2 separate regions of the Homo sapiens genome follow, and region 1 is linked to region 2. Evidence: read pairs that join two places in POLR2A ChIA-PET (ENCODE). Cell type or tissue: MCF 10A. All regions are shown on one strand. Each heading gives the region's core, and the rest is flanking DNA. Links, peaks and the distances in the headings are about the cores only. Region 1 has its middle 14 kb from the start of PTPN1. Region 2 overlaps PEDS1-UBE2V1 (PEDS1-UBE2V1 readthrough).

Evidence for each region. ChIA-PET counts read pairs that join two places held together with the same protein. Peaks named below come from ENCODE experiments on the same cell type or tissue, not always from the same donor. Only the 100,000 strongest peaks of a DNase experiment are listed, where the experiment ranks them.
Region 1: POLR2A ChIA-PET joins it to region 2 with 5 read pairs; 1 of 35 experiments calls an interaction of 5 or more read pairs at or near these places.

The regions. Positions count from the first base shown.
Region 1 is chr20:50,494,259-50,498,643 of GRCh38, forward strand. No RefSeq gene overlaps it. Among named protein-coding and RNA genes, the nearest start is that of PTPN1, 14 kb to the right of the region's middle. RefSeq lists an enhancer at 4,193-4,262. In MCF 10A, for the core only: no CTCF peak of the experiment used is centred there; a DNase peak (open chromatin) is centred at 2,713.
Region 2 is chr20:50,083,214-50,087,598 of GRCh38, forward strand. PEDS1-UBE2V1 (PEDS1-UBE2V1 readthrough) reads right to left here. Exons shown (of 8, transcript NM_199203.3): 7 at 916-1,041. It overlaps UBE2V1 (ubiquitin conjugating enzyme E2 V1), which reads right to left. Exons shown (of 4, transcript NM_001032288.3): 3 at 916-1,041. Among named protein-coding and RNA genes, the nearest start is that of UBE2V1, 28 kb to the right of the region's middle. In MCF 10A, for the core only: a CTCF peak has its summit at 2,449 (motif pointing left); a DNase peak (open chromatin) is centred at 2,418.

The sequences.
Region 1 (4,385 bases), core at 236-4,235, 410 kb after region 2:
TTCTGTATCTTGATCTGGGTGCAGGTTATGTGAGCATGTTTAGTCTGGGGAAATTCACTGAGCCGTGCACTTATGATATATCTGTGTGCATGTACACACATATACTTTTCTGTATGTGTTTTATAGTTCAATATAAATTTCCTTGGAAAAAACTTCATTCTCAGATCTGATTCAAAGTTCTTTTAGATCCCCTGGCCCCATGTCACCCAGTTCAAGCCAGACTCATGATTCTAGTGGCTTGGAGCTGGGACAATGGGTAGGGGGAGCAGGAGAAGCAAGACGTGCTCTCTTTCCCCTTCTCCTTGACGCCCACGGTAGAATGGGCATAAGGATGGGCTGCCATTCTGCTGAAATGGCTCCACAGCGAGCCGTGAAGGAAGGTGGCTGACCCCAACTGCTGAATGACCTTTGAACTTAGGCCAAGAGACTCAGAGCACCCCTAACATCATCCTGTTGCACATGTAAAGTGCCTAGCACAAAGCAGGTGTGTAATGGGGGGGGAGGTGCTAGATGGAGATGCAATATTTTTGATATCTTGAGGACTAAAAGTCGGGATGATCTGCTCTTTCAAATATGCCAGAAATTTTTGGATTCATAATCAGTTGAATAATTGATTTCTATTTGAAGCCTTTTAGTTAGACAAAAGGAAAAGTGATAAGTCTGCCATCTTCATCTGAGTTCCTCCAGAAGCCAACTCTGAGACAAGGATTTAAATGCAAGTAATTTATTCCTGAGGAGATCCTTGGAGGCAGCAGGTGAGGAGTGGGGAAGTGACCACGAAGTTTCTGATTTAGGACAGTGGTGAAAAGTTGATGCAGGTGGCTTCTAAAAGATCTTGACTTCCAAGGCAACTAGGGCTCTGGGGAAGGAATATGGCTGAACTTCAGACCCATAGGGCTACAGGAAGATAGAGACAGAAGACAAAGACCATGTACCAGTTAGCATGCTCTCAACTGCAAGTAGCAAGCCAATCCAAAGTGGCTTAAACAGTAAAAATGCTCCTGATGTCTTCAAATAATGTCTTCAAATAATGTCTGGGAAGGGACATGAATGAGCATGTGGGCCAGTGGGGCTCAAACCCACCCATGTAAGGGCCATGCCTCCACATTGCCATACCTGAGAAGCAAGGAGCTGGGGTATTTATCTCTTTCGCACTTTGGGAGGCTGAGCGGGCGAATCACCTGAGGTCAGGAGTTCAAGACCAGCCTGGCCAACATGGTGAACCCTGTCTCTACTAAAAATACAAAAAGTTAGCTGGGCGTAGTGGCACATGCCTGTAATCCCAGCTACTTGGGAGGCTGAGGCAGGAGAATCACTTGATCCCAGGAAACAGAGCTTGCAAAGAGCCAAGATTGTGCCACTCCAGCCTGGGCAACAGAGTGAGACTCTGTCACCAAAAAAAAAAAAAAAAAAAAAATTGATAAAAAGAGAAAGAGAGAGACAGAGACCTCAGAAAGACAGAGTGAAAGGGAGGGGTTAGAATAAAGGGAGGATGAAGATCGAGATGAAGTGACAGAGAGACCTAAGAACTTGTGAAAATGTGCTTACCAAAATGTGAGCAGTGGCCAGGCGCGGTGGCTCACGCCTGTCATCCCAGCACTTTGGGAGGCCGAGGTGGGCAGATCACAAGGTCAGGAGATCGAGACCGTCCTGGCTAACACGGCGAAACCCCGTCTCTACTAAAAATACAAAAAAAAAATTAGCCGGGCATGGTGGCGGGCGCCTGTAGTCCCAGCTACTCGGTAGGCTGAGGCAGGAGAATGGCGTGAACCCGTGAGGCAGAGCTTGCAGTGAGCCGAGATCGCACCACTGCACTCCAGCCTGAGGGACAGAGTGAGACTCCGTCTCAAACAAAAACAAAACAAAACAAAAAACACACACACAACACGTGAGCAGTGACCAGCACAGGTAGTAAGAGTTAAAAGTAAGTTGTGGGCCAGGCGCAGTGGCTCACGCCTGTAATCCCAGCACTTTGCGAGGCCGAGACAGGCAGATCATCTGAGGTCGGGATTTCGAGACCAGCCTGACCAACATGGAGAAACCCTGTCTCTACTAAAAATACAAAATTATCCAGGCATGGTGGTGCGTGCCTGTAATCCCAGCTGCTAGGGAGGCTGAGGCAGGAGAATTGCTTGAACCTGGGAGGCAGAGGTTGCGGTGAGCCAAGATCGCTCCATTGCACTCCAGCCTGGGTAGCAAGAGTGAAACTCCGTTTAAAAAAAAAAAAAAAAAGTAAGTTGTGTCTCTTTTATATGCACTTTTCAAGTTTTCTTCATTAAATGAGTATTCCTTTTGTGATAAGAAAAAGAAATAAGAACAACAAAAATGTCCTACCTCCAATGCTAGAACTTCCAGCTCTGCGTGTGAAAACACCCACTTTAAATTGCTTCTCTCTTTAGTTCAACCATGTTTCTTGAAATGGTTTGAATACAGGCAGAGTTTCCTTCTCTCCCTCCTTCCTTCTTTTTCCTTTTTTTTAAAGGAGACCAAAGTCAGAGTTGCCTCAGTGCTGACCCAACATTGAGGCTGAAAGTGGGTACAATAAGGGTAATTTAAGAAGGCAGGGATTAACAGCTGCTTTGGAAATGACAATTGGGTTAACCTCTTCTTCATTCTCACTCTCTCTCTCTCTCTCTCTGCAAGAACCATCTTGCCCTAGAGGAATGCAGGAAGGCAGTGGGGAGGGAAAATGACTCTGTTTAGGGAGGTGATAAAATGGGATGTGATGATTAATTCTTCATATATTTATTTGACAAGCATTCAGGGAGCACCTCTTCTCGCCCAGGTCCTGGGCTAGGCCCTGGGGACATAGCAAGATGAATACTACAGGATCCACGACTGTGAGGGCTGAGAGAGACACACGTGCAGATTGCTAAGACCAATATGAGAGGATCATTCCATACCCAAACACAGAGTTGCATGAAGGCCGAGGTTCTGCTTTCACCCCACCAGATACCAATTTCGCTCCTGAAATGAAGAAGTAAGGAGTGACCAGAGAGAATCTTATTTAGCAGGCAGTGATGATAAGTTAATACAGGTAGTTTCCAAAAGATCTTGACTTCCAAACAACTGGTGCTCTGGGGAAGGAATGTGTCTAAACATGAGACCCATAGGGCTAAAGGAAGGTAGAGACAGAAGACAAAGACCCTGTATCAGTTAGCATGCTCTCAGCTGCAGGTAACAAAAAAACCAACCCAAAGTGGCTTAAGTAGTAAAAATGTTTATGATGTCTTCAAATAAGTCCAGAGCTAGGCAGTCCCAGGGACAATTCGATAACTCAGTGATGTCAAGGACCTAAGTGCTTTTTATATTTTTGCTCCTCTATCTTAGCCTGGTTTTAAAAAAAAATAATTCCTCCCATATGTCTCTCTTTTTTTTTTTTTTTTTTTTTTTTTTGAGACGGAGCATCGCTCTGTCCCCCCAGGCTGGAGTGCAGTGGTGCAGTCACGGCTCACTGCAAGCTCTGCCTCCCAGGTTCATGCCATTCTCCTGCCTCAGCCTCCCGAGTATCTGGGACTACAGGTGCCCGCCACCACGCCCAGCTAATTTTTTCTATTTTTAGTAGAGACAGGGTTTCACCATGTTGGCCAGGCTAGTCTTGAACTCCTGACCTCAAGTGATCCGCCCGCCTCGGCCTCCCAAAATGCTAGGATTACAGGCGTAAGCCACCATGCCTGGCCCCATATGTCTCCTTTACAAGAAGGGAAAATCTTTCCCAGAAGCTCTTGGGCAGATTTTGCAATACTGCCATTGGCCAGGATTGAGTCCCATACCCATGCCCTGATGCAAAGGAGGCTTTGAAGGGGCCTCCCAGTTTTTTCTTCTTGGCACTGTCAGCCAAGAAGAAGGGGGAAGAGAAAGATGAATAGATAGGCAACCAACAGTGTCTGCCTCAGAAGGGAATTAACATTCACTGGGCCCTGTTTATAACCCCAGCCATCCCCCAGATTTCCAGCTTCCTCTTTAATATCTAACATCGGAACCCCATGACCCTAACAAGACAGAACTTTCATCAGGTTCTTTCTGCAGGATATTACTCAGAGTCTCTGGGGGATGTTCTCATGTTCCCTGGACCATGCTTGTGATTGCTTGGCAACCACAGTGAGCCCTTTCTCCCAGGGCATCTACTGCCCTTGTCTGCCACCTCCTAACTGTCTGCACCAGGATGGTGCTCCTGTCACTAACACCATCTCAACTTGAAAGTAGTACCCAGCCCTCTTCCTTAACAGCCCCCAAAACATGGCTGGATTGATTAGAATATAGGTTTAATTACTGTAACTGAGACCCTCATTAACAGCGGTTTAAACAAAGCAGAAGTTTATTACTTTTTTTTTTTTTTTTTGAGACTGGGTTTCGCTGTGTCACCCAGGCTAGAGTGCAGTGGT
Region 2 (4,385 bases), core at 218-4,217:
GGCGGCTGCCGGGCTCAGGACCTGTCCTCTTCACTGCGCCCAGGTCAGGGGGACAGATGTGCATGCAGGGCAGTACGGACAGCCAAGGCAAAGGGTGGCCAGGACACCTGCTCCAGTGACAAGGGCCTGCCACAGAGCCAGCACCTCTCAGGTTAAGGCAGCATTTCCCAAAATAAATTCCCCAAAGCACAGGTTGAGCTCTGGGCTCAGGACTTTAGGTGGAACTCAGATTCAGGATTAAACACTAAACACACTGTAACAAAGCTCATCTCTTTTCAATTTTCCAGTCTTCTGAGTATCTCAAAGACGAAGGCTTGGCGTGACGTTAACATGTGTAGCATCCCTTCAACACTTGCTGATCTCCTCTTTGAACAGGAGAGCAGGCCTCAAAGGCTCAAAGCTTTTGGCAAATGACACATGGAGTCAAGATTTATTAACATTGCTCTGTTTTTGTAATATTTACTGTTGCCATTATTGCCCAGTTATGACAACTGAGACAGGTTTTTCATTTATGGTAGTAAAAATAAAAAAGCAAGGCCATTAAAGGAAAAAAATATTACATGCCAGTGGTTCACAAATAAGGCCCAGGGGGGTAAAGGTGTAGCCCTGGGAAAGATCTTCCACGTCTGTGCCTCAGTTTCCTCATCTCTACCTCACTGGGGTGGCATGAGGAAAGAGCTCATATTTCAAAGCGACCAGCACAGAACTAGCCCAGGGTAAGTGCTATATGAGTGATCGCCAGATATAATTGGGAAACAGGCCCCATCCCAAATCTGTGCTCCTATGCACAGTGATACAGTTTATCAACAAATAACCAAAGAACCTAGGAATTGGGCCCAGTCTAAAAGCTCCTGATGTTAAGTACAAAGCAACTGTCAACTCCAAGGAACAAGTGGGACAGAGAAAACAACTTACCACTCCATTAGAACTATTTACTCCATTCATATTAATTTTTGTTACAAATCTTACAAAGGGGGGTGCTTCTGGGTATTTAGGTCCACATTCTATTTTAAGGCTGTATATTCGGTTTTCATAAATTGTCTGGAAAAAAAGAGTACGGAGATGTCACGCAATTACAAACAAAGCATTCAAAAAGGTAGAGCTTGTGAAACCCCATTTATCCCTGACTGTAGAACTGGTACATCTGCTTCCAGCATGGAGTCTACTTGTTCTGTGGTAGGTCAGCAGTTCTATACTAGTTCCTACACTAGTTTATATGACTTCCGGGCCTTGGGGGAATACAAAGAAGATGGAGCATTTAAGCTAGTACCAGTGAAGTTTTTAGTATTAAGTCTAATCAGAGGGACCTGTTTTTATGTTAATTTCTCTACTTTGCAGTCCTTCTCTGGGGAATGGTAAGAGGCATTCTCTATTCTAGGAAGCCGAGTTAAATGTCCACTCACCAGGATCATCAGCCAATCAGTTAAATAACACTATGTGGTATTAAAGCACAGAACAGGTCACTGCTTTAGAGAACCTCAAAATTAAGACAAGACGAGGGAGGGGTGCAGACTCAGAGCTGCTTCCCCCTTCTCCATCACTCCGGGGTTAGGCACTGGGTAAGGGATTTCAACTGGGGTGTTCCATCCCTCCCTGCAGTCTTTTTTTTTTTTTTTGGTAGTCTGACCTGAGAGATTACTGGCATTCAATGGGTGAGGCAGCACAGGGAAAAGCAGTCTTTTTTTTTTTTTTTTTTTTTTGAGACAGAGTTTTGCTCTTGTTGCCCAGGCTGGAGTGCAATGGTGCGATCTCGGCTCACCGCAACCTCCGCCTCCCGGGTTCAAGTGACTCTCCTGTCTCCTGAGTAGCTGGGATTACAGGCATGTGCCACCATGGCCGGGTAATTTTGTATTTTTAGTAGAGACAGGGTTTCTCCATGTTGGTCAGGCTGGTCTCGAACTCCTGACCTCAGCTGATCTGCCCTCTTCGGCCTCCCAAAGTGCTGGGATTACAGGCATGAGCCACCGTACCCAGCCAAAAACCGTCCTTCTTTAAAAGGCTAACTGTGCCTTTGTTGAGAAACACTGAAAAGTCCAACCCCCTATGCCAATAACCTCTTCACTGTACCATCTACCCCATAAGCAGGGAGATGCGCTCTGTTGCCCGGCTGTTCCTTCTGCTTGGAGCGTCCTGCCCCCACCTGAAATGCCTTGCAACCCTGAAGACCCAGCTCAAACACTACCTAGTCCCTAGCTTTCTATCCCATATGAAGTCACACTGCTATCACATGTGTCTGAAGACCACACTGAAGGGTGATGTCTCCCAGTAAAGAGTAACCCCCTCAAAGGCAGGGGCTCCCCTCTCTGTGGGTTCCCCTGTCAGGCATCAGTGCCTTCTCCGGCATCAGTACCCTCTCCGGCATCCGTGCCCTCTCCTCAGGAAAGGAGTCTTGTACTGCATAATTGCTCCCGTGTAAACAGCGGCATCTAGTGGTCTTTGGGGAGAATAAATCAGAGGATGTGATTTAAACCCTTGATTCAGAAGGCATTCATAATATACCCATGGAAACTTTTCTTGTCCACAGGGATCCCAAACTACAACCAAACCAAAACTGTGAATTTCTACCTACCCTCAACCTGCCCTCTTCCTCCTCAGTGAATGACATCAGCATCTACCCAGTTAGCTAAAGCAAAAACTAGCAGGCAACCCAATTCCCCTCTCCCTTACCCTCTACCTGCCAGTGGTCAGAAGGTCCCACTGTTCTACCTCTGAAAGAGACCCCACTGTTCTACCTCTGAAAGAGACCCCATATCCATCCACTTTCCTCCACCACCGTCACCTCTTCTGAACTCCCCCAAGTCTCTTTCTCTCTTGCTCCCGGCACAGCAGCCAGACCAACGTCTTAAAAACAGGAAGCTGTCTCTGCTGGCTTAACCCTCTGATGGCTCCTAGTGACCTGAAGAGGAAGCCAAAGTTCCCAGACTGACCCGGGCAGCCCTAACTGCCTCTTCTTTTACTCTTCTCCCTCCCCTGCCCACCATTCCTCTTCAACCTTGCCAAGTTCTCTCCACCTTGGGGCTCTCACCCCAGCTGCTTCCCCTTGGAAGTGTTCCCGATCCCCTCAGCCCCTCCCAACTGAGGCTCAGTTATGCATCAGACACCCTCACTAAACACAGAAAAAGGAGGGTGGGGGCCTTGACAGGGGCCCTCAACTGAATTGGTACTCAAATGTTTGTTGAATGTTTCTCTTCACACTTTTATATTATAAAATAAACACCTCATTGCAATTAAGGTGTTTCCTCAAAGAAAAAAAAAACCCAGTAAACAGAACAAGTAGGAAGCAAACAAAGGCATGACTCACATACAGATTTATGGAGAATATAACAGATCCATCCTCAGAACCTATCATAGTCTCCATCAACAACTATATACTCAGTGTTGACTGAATAGATCCTGAATGGAGCAAAAATCATGCTCCCTGGTTTTGTCACACAATTCAAGAATGAAATTCCTTACATTTTAAGGAATCAAATTTCTCACCACTGATATTCATCTGGTAATTTCACTGGAAGACAGTAAAAAAAAAAGCCTCAAGTCATCACAGACACACACCTGAAGGGTCATTTAAAAGCCCCAACCTAAGGCCGGGTGAGCTGGCTCACGCCTGTAATCCCAGCACTTCGGGAAGCCGAGACAGGCGGATCACAAGGTCAGTAGATCGAGACCATCCTGGCTAACACGGTGAAACCCTGTCTCTACTAAAAATACAAAACATTAGCCGGGTGTGGTTGTGGGCGCCTATAGTCCCAGCTACTTGTGAGGCTGAGGCAGGAGAATGGCACGAACCCGGGAGGTGGAGCTTGCAGTGAGCCGAGATTGCGCCACTGCACTCCAGCCTGGGCGACAGTGCGAGACTCCATCTCAAAAACAAAAAACAAAAAACAAAAAACCCCAAGCTAAGGCTGGGTGCGGTGGATGACGCCTGTAATCTCGGCATCTGGGGGGGCCGAGGTGGGTGGATAACCTGAGGTCAGGAGTTCGAGACCCATCTGGCCAACATGATGAAACCCTGTCTCTACTAAAAATACAAAAATTAGCCAGGCATATTGGCAGGTGCCTGTAGTCCCAGCTAACCGGGGGGCTGAGACAGGTGAACTGCTTAAACCTGGGAGGTGGAAGTTGCAGTGAGCCGAGACTGCACCACTCCACTCCAGCCTGGGTGACATTGCGACACTTTGTCAAAAAAAAAAAAAAAAAGCCCCAAGCTAGACTTTAATAGAAACCAGGGTTACAGGGTTTCTGGTTTTTTTATTTTGTTCATGAGTGCTCCAGGGACCTGCTAAAAAGGTTTCAGCAAAGGAAATGTGCCTGAAGGAGAATTGCTGGAACATTCTGCGTCTGTGAGAAATACTGCTCTTAAGATTCATTATTTGATCATGAAACAA